2 separate regions of the Homo sapiens genome follow, and region 1 is linked to region 2. Evidence: chromatin loops called from intact Hi-C (ENCODE). Cell type or tissue: CD14-positive monocyte. All regions are shown on one strand. Each heading gives the region's core, and the rest is flanking DNA. Links, peaks and the distances in the headings are about the cores only. Region 1 has its middle 15 kb from the start of IREB2. Region 2 has its middle 8.6 kb from the start of SKIC8.

Region 1 (6,659 bases), core at 2,091-4,590, 110 kb before region 2:
AGCACAGGAAACCAAAGCAAAAATAGACAAGTGAGATTATATCAAGGCTTCCGTGCAGCAAAGGAAATGATCAACAGAGTGAAGGGACAACCTACAGAATGGGAGAAAATATTTGCAAACTATCCAACTAACAAGGAATTAATAACCAGATATATAAGAGGCTCAACTCAATAACAAAAAAGTAAATAATTCAATTAAAAAATGGGCAAATGGTTTGATAAACATTTCTCAAAAGAACAAGTATATGAAAAATGATCAATATCACTAATCATCTGGGAAATGCAAATCAAAACCATAATGAGATATCATCTCATTCAAGTGAAAATGACTCATCAAAAAGATAAAAAATAACTGGTGAGGATGTGGAGAAAGGGGGCCTCTTGTACACCGTTGGTGGGAATGTAAGTTAGTATAACCACAATAGAGAACAATATAGAGGTTCCTCAAAACTAAAAATAGAACTAACATATGACCCAGCAATCCCACTGCTGGGTATATATCCAAGAGAAAGGAAATCAGTATATCAATCAATGAGATTCTGCACTCTTATGTTTATTGCAGCACTGTTCACAATAGCCAAATTATGGCATCAATCTAAGTGTCCATCAACAGATGAATGGATAAAGATAATGTAGTATATATACACAATAGAGTATTATTCAGCCATAAAAGAATACAATCCTATCATTTGTAGCAACATGGATAAAACTGGAGGTCATTATATTGGGGGTCCCGAGTTTTTATTTTTCTTTCACAGAGCCATGCACAGAGATACAAATATCACATGTTCTCATGCACACGTGGGAGCCAAAAAAGCAGATCTTATGGAGTGAGAGAGAAGAATGACAGTTACCAGAGGCTGGGGGAGAGTTAGGGGGTTGAGGGGTGAATGAAGGGAGGTTGGTTAAGGGGTACAAAAATATAGTTAGAGAGAAGGTACAAGTTCTAGTGTTTGGTCTTGCTTTGTTGCCAAGGCTGGAATGCAGTGGCACTATCTCGGCTCACTGCAGTTTTAACTTCCCAGGCTCAAGCGATCCTCCCACCTGTGCCTCCCGAGTAGCTGGGACCACAGGCATGTGCTACCAAACCCCACTAATTTTTATTTTTTGTAAAGACAGGGTCTTTCTATGTTATCCAGGCTGGTCTCAGACTCCTGGCCTCAAGCAATCCTTCTGCCTCAGCCTCCCAAAGTGCTAAAATTAGAGGCGTGAGCCACCGAGCCCAGCCCAATTTGTGTTTTTGTTTGTTTTCCAAAACTTGCACCAAAGGAATTTAACTGATGTAGCTATTTACTAGCTGTGCAGTTTTGGGCAAGTTACTTAACATCTCTGAGCTGCAGTTTCCCCAGCTGTAAAGTGGGGACAATACTACTGACTACTTGGATTGTTGTGCCAATTAAATGTATGTGAGGGTTTGTATTTATTTCCAATGGTGGCTGTAACAAATTACCACAAACTTAGTGGCTTAAAACAGCACAATTTAATTATCTTACGGTTCTGGAGAAGTCTGAAATGGGTCTTATTGGGCTAAAATCAAGGTGTCAATAGAGCTGCACTCCTTTCCAGAGGCTCTAGAGGAGAATTCATTTTCTCGCCTTTTCTGGCTTCTGGAGGCTTCAGACATCCCTTGGCCCTGGCTCTCTTCCATCTTCAAAGCCAGCAATGGTGTCACTCAGACCTCTGCCTCGGTCTTCACATCTATCTCTGACTCTCTACCTCCTTCTTTCATTGATAATGAATCTCGTTATTACATTGGGGACATTGGATACTGAAGGATAATCTCCCAATCTCAAAGTCAGCTGATTAGCAAACATAATTCCATCCTAAGCCTTCATTTCCCCCTTTGCCATGTAACATCACCTATTCACAGGTTCCAGGGACTAGGGCATGGACATCTTTGGAGAGGTGGGGGAATTATTCTGCCTACCATAGTGGTCTATTCGGGTATGGACATGTATCTAGCACTCAGTGAATCATTCCCATAGACTTTTAAGCACAGATGAAGAACATTTAACCCCACTTGGAGGGAATTAAAAAAGGTTTCTAAGAAACATTAAGAGAAAATGATTTTTTTTTGAGCTGTGTCCATTTAAAAACAGTGTCCAAGGCAGGCGCAGTGGCTCATTCCTGTAATTCCAACACTCTGGGAAGCCAAGGAGGGCAGATCGCTTGAGCACAGGAATTCGAGACCAGCCTGGTCAACATGGGGAAACCCCATGCTGAAACTCTACAAAAAATAGAAATATTAGCCTGGTGTGGTGGTGCACACCTATGGTCCTAGCTAGTTGGGAGGCTGAGATGGGGGAATCACCTGTGCCCAGGGAGGTCTGGGCTGCAGTGAGCCATGATCATACCACTGCATTCCAGCCTGGGTGACAGAATGAGACCCTGTCTTAAATAAATAAATAATAGAATAAAATAAAAGCAGTCTGCCATTTATTGAATACCTCAGACAGTGTATTCAACAGTTTAGGCTGTTTGCATAAACTATTTGTAATCCTCATAATAACCTTGAAGATAAATATTATTAGCCCTGTTGTACAGAGAAGAAAACTGAGACGTGGAAAAATATAATCCCTCATTAGCACTCACTCATTAGTTGGTGGAACTAGGAAAAGTCGTTTTTGATAAGAGCAAAAGAAGAAAAAATGTCTAACGTTTAGGGCCCCTGCTAAGGGGAAGATGGGCCCAGGAGGGGCCTTGCACTGTGGTTTCCCAGATGGCCAGAGGACAGTGTCTAGGTGCTGGGAGGGATGTTTGGGGAGAGAGAGAAAAAAGGGTACAGGAATATAAAGGGAATTTGGGATGATGTGGAAGCCATGTCCCACTTAATTTACAGATTTCATAAACACTTTAAAATGTCACATGGCCAAGCGTGGTGGTTCACACCTGTAATAAATGTGAATAAAATAATAAAATTAAATGTCAGCACAAGAAGGGAAGATAAGAAACCATCTAGTTTAATAGCTTTATATATGAGCATGGGACTTGCTTAAATTCCCACAGTGAGTTATCCAGTGAAATAATGGCAGAGCAAGAATGGGAAACCAGATTGTGGGCCCCAGTCCCATATGTCTTCCACGCTCTTCTGCAGGCTGAACCAAATGGTTTGTGCCCAGAAAATAGGTGAAGTTCAGAAGTTACAGCTTGAGCTGCTGTTAGGCCTAGTGGCCTCCAGGGGGCAGCAGTAGGCATTGTCCCTTCCAGTGATGTAAAGAGAGACAATAAGCAGCGTCTGACCTTGACATCCGTAGTTAATAAAACACTGAGGGAACAATAAGGGATTGAAGTTCACACTGTATCCTGTAGCATGGCAATAAAAACGGATTTTTTTTTTAACATTTAAAACACCCAAATGGCCCTTTCAATCAAAGCCAAAGGGTCTTGCTCTGTCGCCCAGGCTGGAGTGCAGTGGTGCGATAGCTTAGTGCAGTCTCGACTTCCCATGCTCAAGCGATCCTCCCACGTCAGCCTCCCAAGTAGCAAGGACTACACGCCAGGTGTACGCCACCATGCCTGGCTAATTTTGTTGCCCAGGCTTGTCTCAAATCCTGGGCTCAAGCAAACCTCCCACCTCAGCCTCACAGAGTGCTGGGATTTCAGGGGCAAGCCACCATACCCAGCCTCAAAGCAGTTATTCTACTAGACTAGATGTCTATTCCAAATGAAGCTGTCCCTACTCAAAACATTGCAATCACTCTTCTTTTAGAGTGGCCTTCAGAGCTGAGACTGGACCAGAAGGGTCAGGCTTGAGGGTGAGCATCTGCTTTGGAGGCCATTCATCTAAAGCCTGTAAGACTAAAATCTGACTTTTTCAGGTGCCCTGGGCCTGTCTCCTACAAACTTCCACTCCTCCCCCACTGATAAAGAAATATTATCCTGGACTGGGCATGGTAGCTCACACTTGTAATTCCAGCACTTAGGAGGCTGAGGCAGGAGGATCGCTTGAGGCCGGGAGTTGGAGATCAGCCTGGTCAACAGAGTGAGATCCCGTCTCTACAAAAAATAAAGAAATTAGCCAGGTGTGGTTGTACATACCTGTAGTCCTTTCCTTGCTATTTGGGAGGCTGAGGTGGGAGGATCACTTGAGCCCGGGAGTTGAAGGCTGTAATGTGTTATGACTGTACCACTGCACTTCAGCCTGGGTGACAGAGCAAGACCCTATCTCTAAAAAGCACACACACACACACACACACACACATATATACACACACACACACACACACACACACACACACACAATCCATCCTGGTTCAGGCCACTATCATCTCTGCTCTGGATGATGACAGCAGCCTCCTAACTAGTCTCAGCACAACAGCCAGAGGATGCTGTTAAAGTGGAAGCCAGCTCATGTCATTCTTTGCTCAGAACTCCACACTGGCTCCCATCTTAGTCAGTGTAAAATTCAAAGTCCTCACGATGGCCTCCAGGGTCCTGATCTGACTCCTCCTCTTTGGCCTCATCTCCTACATCCTTTGCTCACTCTGCATTAGTCTCATTCCTTGCTCTTTGCTGTTCCTTTAACACCAAGCACAATCTCTTCTTTAGGCCTCTGCATTTTCAGGTGCCTTCTCCTAGATAGCCACATAGATTGCTCCTTCACTTTCACTGGGTCTCTGCTCCAATTTGCCCAGCTCGGTGAGGTCTTCCTGAACACCCAACATATATGGCAAACCCCAGCACCCCTTATACTCATTCTTTTCATTCCTCTCCGTAGCACTTATTGATACAGAATGGCTGAGCGCCCAGCTAAACTCCACCCTTAAGCCTGGAGCCATGGCCCTAAGTGAAAACAGCTGACCCCCTTTTTTTCCATGAAAATGTTGCTTGTTTGGTCTGCCCTGCTCCTCTCCCGTGCCCATAAAAAGACTTCAGCTGGCAAAGCAACACAAGCGGCTGACCGGTGGGGATGCAGGCTGCTGGGAGTTGGGGATACAAGAGGCTGAGCAGTGAGCAGAGAAGCAGCAACTGAGCGTTGGAGACTATGGATAGATGCAGCTAACTTCAGACAGTGCGGCTTCAGGGAAAGATCACCTTCTTCCCACACAATCCCCTTTCCAGCTCCCATGTTGCTGAGAGCCATCACCCAATAAAATCCTCTGCATACACTACCCTTGAACCCGTTCTTGTGACCTGATTCTTTCTGGATGCTGGACAAGAACCTGGGTGCTGAGAGGGCAGGGGCTTGGACACTGCTGCAGGGATGCACAGAGCCTGCTCTCACCAGAGAGAAGTGACTGGCCGGTTCCAGCATTCGTTCCCTCCGGTTCCTGTACTCGCTTGCACGCTCCCTCTCATGAGGAGTGGCCAGCGGTGGGCTGAGTGAAACAAGCCACTCCAGTTCCTGCCCACGAAGGGGGTCAAGGTCAAGGGAACCATCCCATCTCATTATCATGGTCTAATATGCTGCACATTTAACTCATTTGTTTGTTGTCTATTTCCTACTAGAACATAGGTTCCATGAGGCAGGGACTTGGTTGTTTTGTTCACTGCTGTATCCCCAGCCCCTAGAATTGGCACATGGTAGGTGTTCAATAAATATTTATGGGAGAAAAAGCATGAATCAAGTGATCCTGCAGGCAAGCTCAAAGAGAGACGCAACTTGTCTCTCTGAACCTGGAGTGGGAAACATCAGAGGCAAAGATACCTCTATTGATTCTGGTCATATTCACCTCTGTGACTTCCGTTAAGTGAGCGCTTAAATTTTCAAGTTAAAAAGGTTTTTCCCCATTGAGGGTGTATCTATGGTGTTGGCAGGAGGGATGGTGGAAAATTGCTCAAGCAGCAGCAAAAAGCAGAAGCCAGACAAGCTGAGGCTCCTCCAGTCCATGCGGTGGAGAGACCTAGGGAAGGTTTCTCATTCCTGGGTCAAATGTCACATAACCTAGTGCTTTTTCTCTCTTAGTTTTAAAACTGCCTTTGGAAAATTATGACAGTAAGAGAAATCTGACATAGTTGACTCCATCTTGCTTCTGACTTCCAAGCTGTTCTTGGTCATTCCTGGGTATAAGTCAAGTTAACCTTGGGAAGAATTCATAGTTTAACTTGAAAGCAAAGATGATAATAGTCCCTTCCTAAAACTAACTCCCTCCTCGCTCAGGGACTGACAACAGCCTATGTCAGACTAATGAAAAGCCATAAGAGGCTAGGTGCAGTGGCTCACATCTGTAATCCCATCACTTTGGAAGGGGGGGAGGTGGGCAGATTACTTGGGGTCAGGAGTTCAAGACTAGCCTGGCCAACATGGTGAAACCCCATCTGTACTGAAAATACAAAAATTAGCTGGGCATGGTGGCACATGCCTGTAATCCCAGCTACTCAAGTAGGTTGAGGCAGGAGAATCGCTTGAACTAGGTAGTTGGAGGTTGCAGTGAGCCGAGATTGTGCCACTGTACTACAGCCTGAGCAAAAGAGCAAGATTCTGTCTCAAAAAATAATAATAATAATAATAAATTTTTTAAAAAAGCCATTAGAATATGGGAGGGGCTTGAACTCTGCTAGAATGTAGGGATAACTTCTATAATCCCTAAAACATGAGCAGTAATGCTCAGGGGTCACGTGGCCAGAGGTCACAAGACTTGTGACTTTCCTAATTGCTCCTATAGATAACATCACTATTGTAGAACCTAAGATTAGATTTTTTTGAGATGTTTTCCAGAC
Region 2 (6,659 bases), core at 1,598-4,097:
GACTTTCCCAAGCTTACCAGCTTGGGGCCAGCACCTGTTCACCCTGGCAAGAGATCCTGGGCTTAACCTGTGGCAGGAAGGGATTTCCAGGTTCTTTTGGAAACCTCACGGCGGTGAGTTCTCTTCCTAGAGCTCCTTTTGCCCCCTTGCCTCCCAAGTGCAGGCCCCTCTGGGTCAGCACTTCCCTGCAGTCCTGCCTTTCCCACCTGGCTCTCAATCCTTTGACCTCCCCCCAACCCCACCACCAACTTTGTAAATAAAAATCCCTATATTTTCAGCTCTTTCACGGTCCCTTATTCCAACCTTGCTGTCACCACAGCTGGCTCTCTGTAGAGGACAGCGGTTCCTGGCAGCCTCTGGAGGGGACACTGCAGGTGTGCACACCTGGATTGAGACTGACACCCCCAGCAACATAACAGAACCACTCAAGGGGATGCTGGAGCTGGTACATACCAGCTTACCAGAGCAGATTGTACATATTGGTCAGCAACTTCCTGTCCGTGGCGTGAAATAGCCCATGGGGCATGGTGGCAGGTGCCTGTAATCCCAGCTACTCGGGAGGCAGGAGAATCACTTGAACCCAGGAGGCAGAGGTTGCAGTGAGTCAAGATAGCTCCACTGCACTCCAGCCTGGGCCTGGGCAACAGAGTGAGACTCCATTTCAAAAATAAAAGAAATAGCCCATGGGAGCTGTATTTACACTATGGAAATCAGCAAATGCTATAAGCCAGGTTTAGGGTTTTTCTCTGAAGAGCCTGTTGTTAAACACCTACCAGCACACCATGAACCCCTGATTCTCCTCCTTCTGCCCCTTTGAGACTCTCACCATCCAGGCAGACCCCTGGCTATGTTTGAATGTGTCCCCCAAAGTTCGTGTGTTGGAAACTTAATCCCCAAAGTGACAGTGTTAGAGGTGGAACTTTTAAGAGCTGATTAGGCCGTGAGGATGCCACCCTCATGAATGGATTCATGCTGTTATAGTGGGAGTGGGTTCCTTATAAAAGGACAAGTTCAGCCCCTCTTGCACTCTCTCTCTCTCTCTCTGTCTCTGTCTCTCCTCGCCTTCCCCCATCACCCTGTCTCTCCCTCTCCCTTCCTTGCCCTTCTGCCTTCTGCCATGGAATGACACAGTAAGAAGGGCCTTATAAGACACCAGTAACTTGATCTTGGACTTCCCAGCCTTCAGAACTGTGAGAAAAGAAATTTCTTTTCTTTCTAAATTACCCAGTCTTGGCCAGGCACGGTGGCTCAGGCCTGTAATCCCAGCACTTTGGGAAGCCAAGGTGGGCGGATCATCTGAGGTCAGGAGTTCAAGACCAGCCTGGCCAACATGGTGAAACCCCATCTCTACTAAAAATACAAAAATTAGCTGGGTATGATGGCCCACACCTGTAATTCCAGCTACTGGGGAAGCTGAGGCAGGAGAATCGCTTGAACCCGGGAGGCGGAGGTTGCGGTGAGCTGAGATCATACCACTGCACTCCAGCCTAGGAGAGAGAATAATAATAAATAATGATAATAATAAATTACCCAGTCTCAGGTATTCTGTTATAGCAGCACAAAACAGACTAAGACCCCACCTCCTTTTCCTTCGTCATCATGCTCACCTACCAATCTCTTCTATCTCATTCATTGCAGACAGTGGCACTAGCTCACAGCTTCCATACCCAATTCCTGCCACCCTTCAGAGGCTTACAGCCTCCTCCTGGCAGGCCCACCACCCTGGCCTCCTTGGCTCACCCTCCTACACTCTCAAGTGCCTTGGCAGCCATCTTTTTTGGCCTGACTTTGCTGCCTCCTATGTGAATAGGTAAATGCCAACGATGTCCAGAAAGTGATGGCATGATCCCCAACTACAGCAGAATTTCATACACAGCTGGGCTTCACGGTCCCTGTCCCCTCTCCACACATAGGACCTGATTCCCTTCGGTTGCACTTTGGGTCCCCGAGAGGTATGACTCAGTCCCCCAGTGTGGGGTGAGTCTACTCCTGGTTCCTGCCCAGTTTTGAAGGATGTGGGCACAGCGGAGGGACTCAGGCCCTGGATTGGCCCATCCGGTCTCTGGGCCATGCCCACAGCCTGCTCAGAGCAGAGAGTCAGGCTGCATGAGGACTCAAGGGGTCTGAGTTCTGCTCCCTACTCCACCACAGCTTTACCAGGTGCTCTGGATTAACCACGTGCTCTCCCTGTGCCAACTTTTCTATAAAATGGGGATACATAATTCCTACACCTCTTATGTAGGGAGAATCAGAGGAGCTAGGGCTTTTCCGCTGGAAAGTCGATCTTGGTTGAAGATGGCTTAGAGTCCTGGTGAGAAAGAGTCATTGTGAGCTCCTTGAGGGCAGGGATTTCATCTAACTCCTTTGAGTATCCCCAGCCTGGCCCCAAAAAGGTCCAGTTGGTGGATCCTGGCAGAATAGCCAAGTACTGAAGGTGACCACCAACCGCTGGTCAGCAGCTGGTGAAGCGAATTGAAACCCCACCCTGAACAGTTGCTGGGTGCAAAGAACTTAGTCCCCCAGGCCATGCTCGCAGGATGCAGCCCCTCAGTCAGGTATGTGCAGAGGATGGGAGGCCTCAGCTGCTTCTGGGCAGGATGCTCTCTCCCTGGCTTCTTCCTTCTGCTGTAACTCCCTTGGGGATCTCACTTCCAGAATCTACAACTGTGGTCTGGGAACCACACTTTTGAAAACCACTAGGGATTGAGACCATGGTGTTAACAATTTTGTTTTCAAGATGAGGAAGTTGAGGTCTAAGATGCCTTTACGAGGGGTCCCATAATGATTCAAGAGCAGGAATTCACTGCCTCCGGAGTCTGGAGGAGCCCAGGAGGGCAGGTACTTGCTACTCCATCAGCGGCGCCAGCCAAGTGGGCATGCGTAGGCAGTGACTGCCATCCTCTGGCCAGCCGTGGTAAAGCCCCTGGCTAGTGGCTCCACTGTGGTGGTCTGTGTTCCCGACTGGGGACTGTCAAGGACCCTGATTGCAGGGTAGGAAGCCAGTTCCAAGAGGTTCCCTGATTCAGTATCCATGGACCAGCTGAAGAAAGGAGTGATGTGTCCTTGTGGGTTTGGATTTGAATCCAGACTCCCGCCTCTGGCCCCATAATTGTCCTGCCCTCACCCTCTCCATACCCCTTTCTTTCCTGTGAGCTCCTGTTTCCCCGCTTTCCCTCCCTAATACTGTGGAATTATGAACAAAAAAATCAGCTACACCCAATTCAGCATGGGTTTCCATCCTTACTCTGCCTTGCTGGCTGAATGACCCTGCAGAAGCCACTTCGCCTTTCTCAGGGTCAGTTTCCTTCTCTGTGTGAAACAGGGTGACTCCCTCCTCCGTAGCACTAGCGAGAGTTATTTCTCAGGGCGTGGCCCAGTCCATACATCCACCATCACAGCTCTCCCAGTGTTTGAAACCAAAATTAAAATTTGAAGACATTAGTGTCTCCAAAGTGGAATGTGTATACCCCAGACAGTGAGCAAGACCGTCTGGAGTATAGGAAGAAAATATTAGATCTTCTGATATTTATTTTTATCTTGTCCCTCTTCTATTTTTATATTTGTTTTATAATGTACATAAATATTATAGTAGTATAAATACATATATATTTATAAATAATGTACACACAGGAGAATGCATGGTGATAATTTTTTGTTTTTAATTAATTAATTTATTTTTTTCGTGAGAGAGGGTCTTGCTCTGTCACCCAGGCTGGAGTGCAGTGGCACCATCTCAGCTCACTGCAGCCTCTGCCTCCGGGCTTAATAGATCCTCCTACCTTAGCCTGCTGAGTGGCTGGGACCACAGGCATGTGCCACCACACCTAGCTAACCTTTTTTACATTTTTGCAGGGAGGGGTTTCATCATGTTGCCCAGGCTAGTCTCAGACTTATGAGCTCAAGTGATCCACCTGCTTCGGCCTCCCAAAGTGCTGGCATTACAGGCATGAGCCACCGTGCCCAGCCAGTAATAAATTTTTAATAATAGGTACATGTGGTCACTGCTTTAGAAAAGAGGAGGCATAACTTTCTAGAAGTTTCCTTGTGAGGAAATGCTCAGAGTGGCTGATTGCTGGGTGAAGTCTGGAAGTTGCCCTGGCTATAAACTTCAGAGATGTAAATACCCTTAGCCATCTGGCAAGCTAGTGAGGAAAAGAGACCTGGGGGCTTTCAGGGCCTTCCCTAACAGTGGGCTGTATGTTTGAGACGTCCCAGAATGGCAATTGTAAGAGTAATCCTAGCTGGCATTTATTGAGTGTTTTCCTTGTGCCAGGCACTGTTCTAAGCATTTTACATATTTTAACTCTATTAATCCTCATATCAGCCCTAAAAGGAAAGTTCTAGTATTATCCCCATTTTAGTGATATCCCAGTGGGGTTACATAATTTACCAGAGCCTTGGGTGGAGCAGCCAAGATTGAGCCCAGGCATTGTGCTCTAGAGGCCAAGTTGTTTAACCCCTTTGTGCCAAAACTGGAAACAAAAAGCGCCTGGGGCCTATCTGGTGGGGCATGGAGGAGAGAAGGAGGTGCTGCTTGATGAAAGCGGGGAAGCTTGTGGGGCAGAGTGAGGGTGGCATCTGTAGAAGGAGAGGGGCACCACATGAGACACTGTGGCCCGCAGGAGGGGAGGGAAGAGGGGGACTAGGAAGAAGGAGAGTCGGGTGTCAGCTGTGGGGTCCAGAGAGGAAACCTGGGATAAACATCAGAAAGGGCAGGTGGGGTCCCTGACATCAGACTCTGCCAGCTGGGGTTCTGAGGAGAGCCTTGAGAGCTCTACACAGGGCAGATGTGGCCCATGGACCTCCCTCTCCTTCTCCCTGTGCTGAGCAGAGAGCAGGACTTTTGCCTGCACCCCTCTCCAGACCTGCTGATTCATGTCTTTCCCGGGAAGTCAAGTAAGCCTTCCCGGAACTGGGGCGGAGGCAGCTCTTCCTCCCAAGGAGGTAGTGAGCTCCCTGTCCTTGGAGGTATTCAAACAGAGGCTGGATGATCCCATGGTGGGGTTGTATAGAGGGAGAGAGGTATGAGATAGATCTGTGAGGTTCTTCTTCATTCAGAAATGCTTGGACCTGTGACTGAGTGGAGAGGAGAAGTATAGGGGTAAGTCCTGGGACACTGTGGCCTAGTATCATTCTTCCTGCTTGAGCCTCTCTGTGGGTCTGCTCTATGCAGGGCTAGTTGGAAAGGCAGTGAATGACTCAGGGAACAATTATGTCCCTGTGGGGCTGCAGCCTTAGAGGGGGCCTCCCAACCTTGGCCTCTTTATGAATTGTAGAGCTTTTCAGGGCAGCCCTTACATCTTGGAGCTACTTCATCATTAGCCTGGATGTTTACCTATCTTATTCTAAAATCTTTTCATTTCCTCCTGACCTGGAAGACCAGAACTCTAATTACAGATGTTTAAATGTCACATACAATGGCAAGTCTCTCCAGATTTGCTTTACAATGGGCATTCCGTGGATCTGTGAACTTTGATAGGAAAATAATTATATCTTTATTTCCCTTAAACTGTAACTGGAATTTAATATCTTCTTTAATTATAAATGTATGCAATAAATCTAGGAGTATTAGTAGTACCTGTGACTTTGTCACCAATACAAATCACAAATATTTTCGTATCACATTGCAGCTGTTGCAAGTAATTCTAAATATTGTTTATGCTCACTGCTACTTTAAAATTACAGAACAGGCTGGGAGCCATGGCTCATGCCTGTAATCCCAGTACTTTGGGAGGCTGAAGTGGGCAGATCACCTGAGCCCAGGAGTTTGAGACTAGCCTGGGCAACATGGCAAAACCTCTTCTCTACCAAAAAAAAAAAAATTACAAAAATTAGCCGGGCATGGTGGCACATGCCTGTAGTCCCAGCTACTTGGGAGGCTGAAGCGGGAGGATCGCTTAAGCCTGGAAGATTGAGGCTGCAGTGAGCAGTGATTGCGCCACTGCACTCCAGCCTGGGTGACAGAGCGAGACCCTGTCTCAAAAATAAAATAACAGAAGATATTAGACATGCTGCATTAATAAAGCACATATACTACTGTTTCACAAATATTTTGATAACTACTTTGATATAATTGGTTTCCTTTGTAATCCTATGTGGCTTGTTCTTATGTACTTGAAAACATTATTCTGCCCCACCTGGCTGTTCTGTGATCTCATGACCTTTGAGTGGGAACTCAGACTCAGGAGGGCTGCTGCCAGCACTGGCCCAAATGACTTCGGTGGTTTTTACAGCACGCTGGAGAGAATCTGAGAGGATTCCCTGGCAGGAATTTGAGGATTATCTGGGTGATGCATCAGTGATTACAATTTTGTTTTTACCAGTTTTGCTAAGCAGCAGCAATAGCAGAGGTGATTAAGAAAAATGAAAGAAAAAAATGCAAAAAGAGAACAGGCAGAGACGGTGGTAGCTGCTTTCTTGATGTTGATACTGAGGGCCAAGCTTTCCACCACCCCCTTGTAGTTGCAGAAAGCCTCAGATGTAATGGTAGTGTTACGGGATCTTTGGACGGGTGTGGGAGGTATTGATTTTCTTCCTGGGAGCGCCTTTGCCTGAGTTCTTGTCCTGTGTCCAGGAATAATGAGGTACTCGAAGAACTTACTGAGTGTTAAGCAGCTCAGAGAAGACCCGCAGTGGGTAGCTCCTCTGAGCAAGTCATC

Evidence for each region. Peaks named below come from ENCODE experiments on the same cell type or tissue, not always from the same donor. Only the 100,000 strongest peaks of a DNase experiment are listed, where the experiment ranks them.
Region 1: a loop joins it to region 2, with 6 times the contacts of the local background. A loop is called at or near these places in 100 of 110 quality-filtered maps.

Annotation. Positions count from the first base shown.
Region 1 is chr15:78,419,552-78,426,210 of GRCh38, reverse strand. No RefSeq gene overlaps it. Among named protein-coding and RNA genes, the nearest start is that of IREB2, 15 kb to the left of the region's middle. In CD14-positive monocyte, for the core only: CTCF peaks have their summits at 2,980 and 3,206 (motif pointing right); a DNase peak (open chromatin) is centred at 3,180.
Region 2 is chr15:78,304,834-78,311,492 of GRCh38, reverse strand. No RefSeq gene overlaps it. Among named protein-coding and RNA genes, the nearest start is that of SKIC8, 8.6 kb to the right of the region's middle. In CD14-positive monocyte, for the core only: CTCF peaks have their summits at 2,691 and 2,902 (motif pointing left); DNase peaks (open chromatin) are centred at 2,892 and 3,322; H3K4me3 peaks cover 1,018 bases; H3K27ac peaks cover 1,878 bases.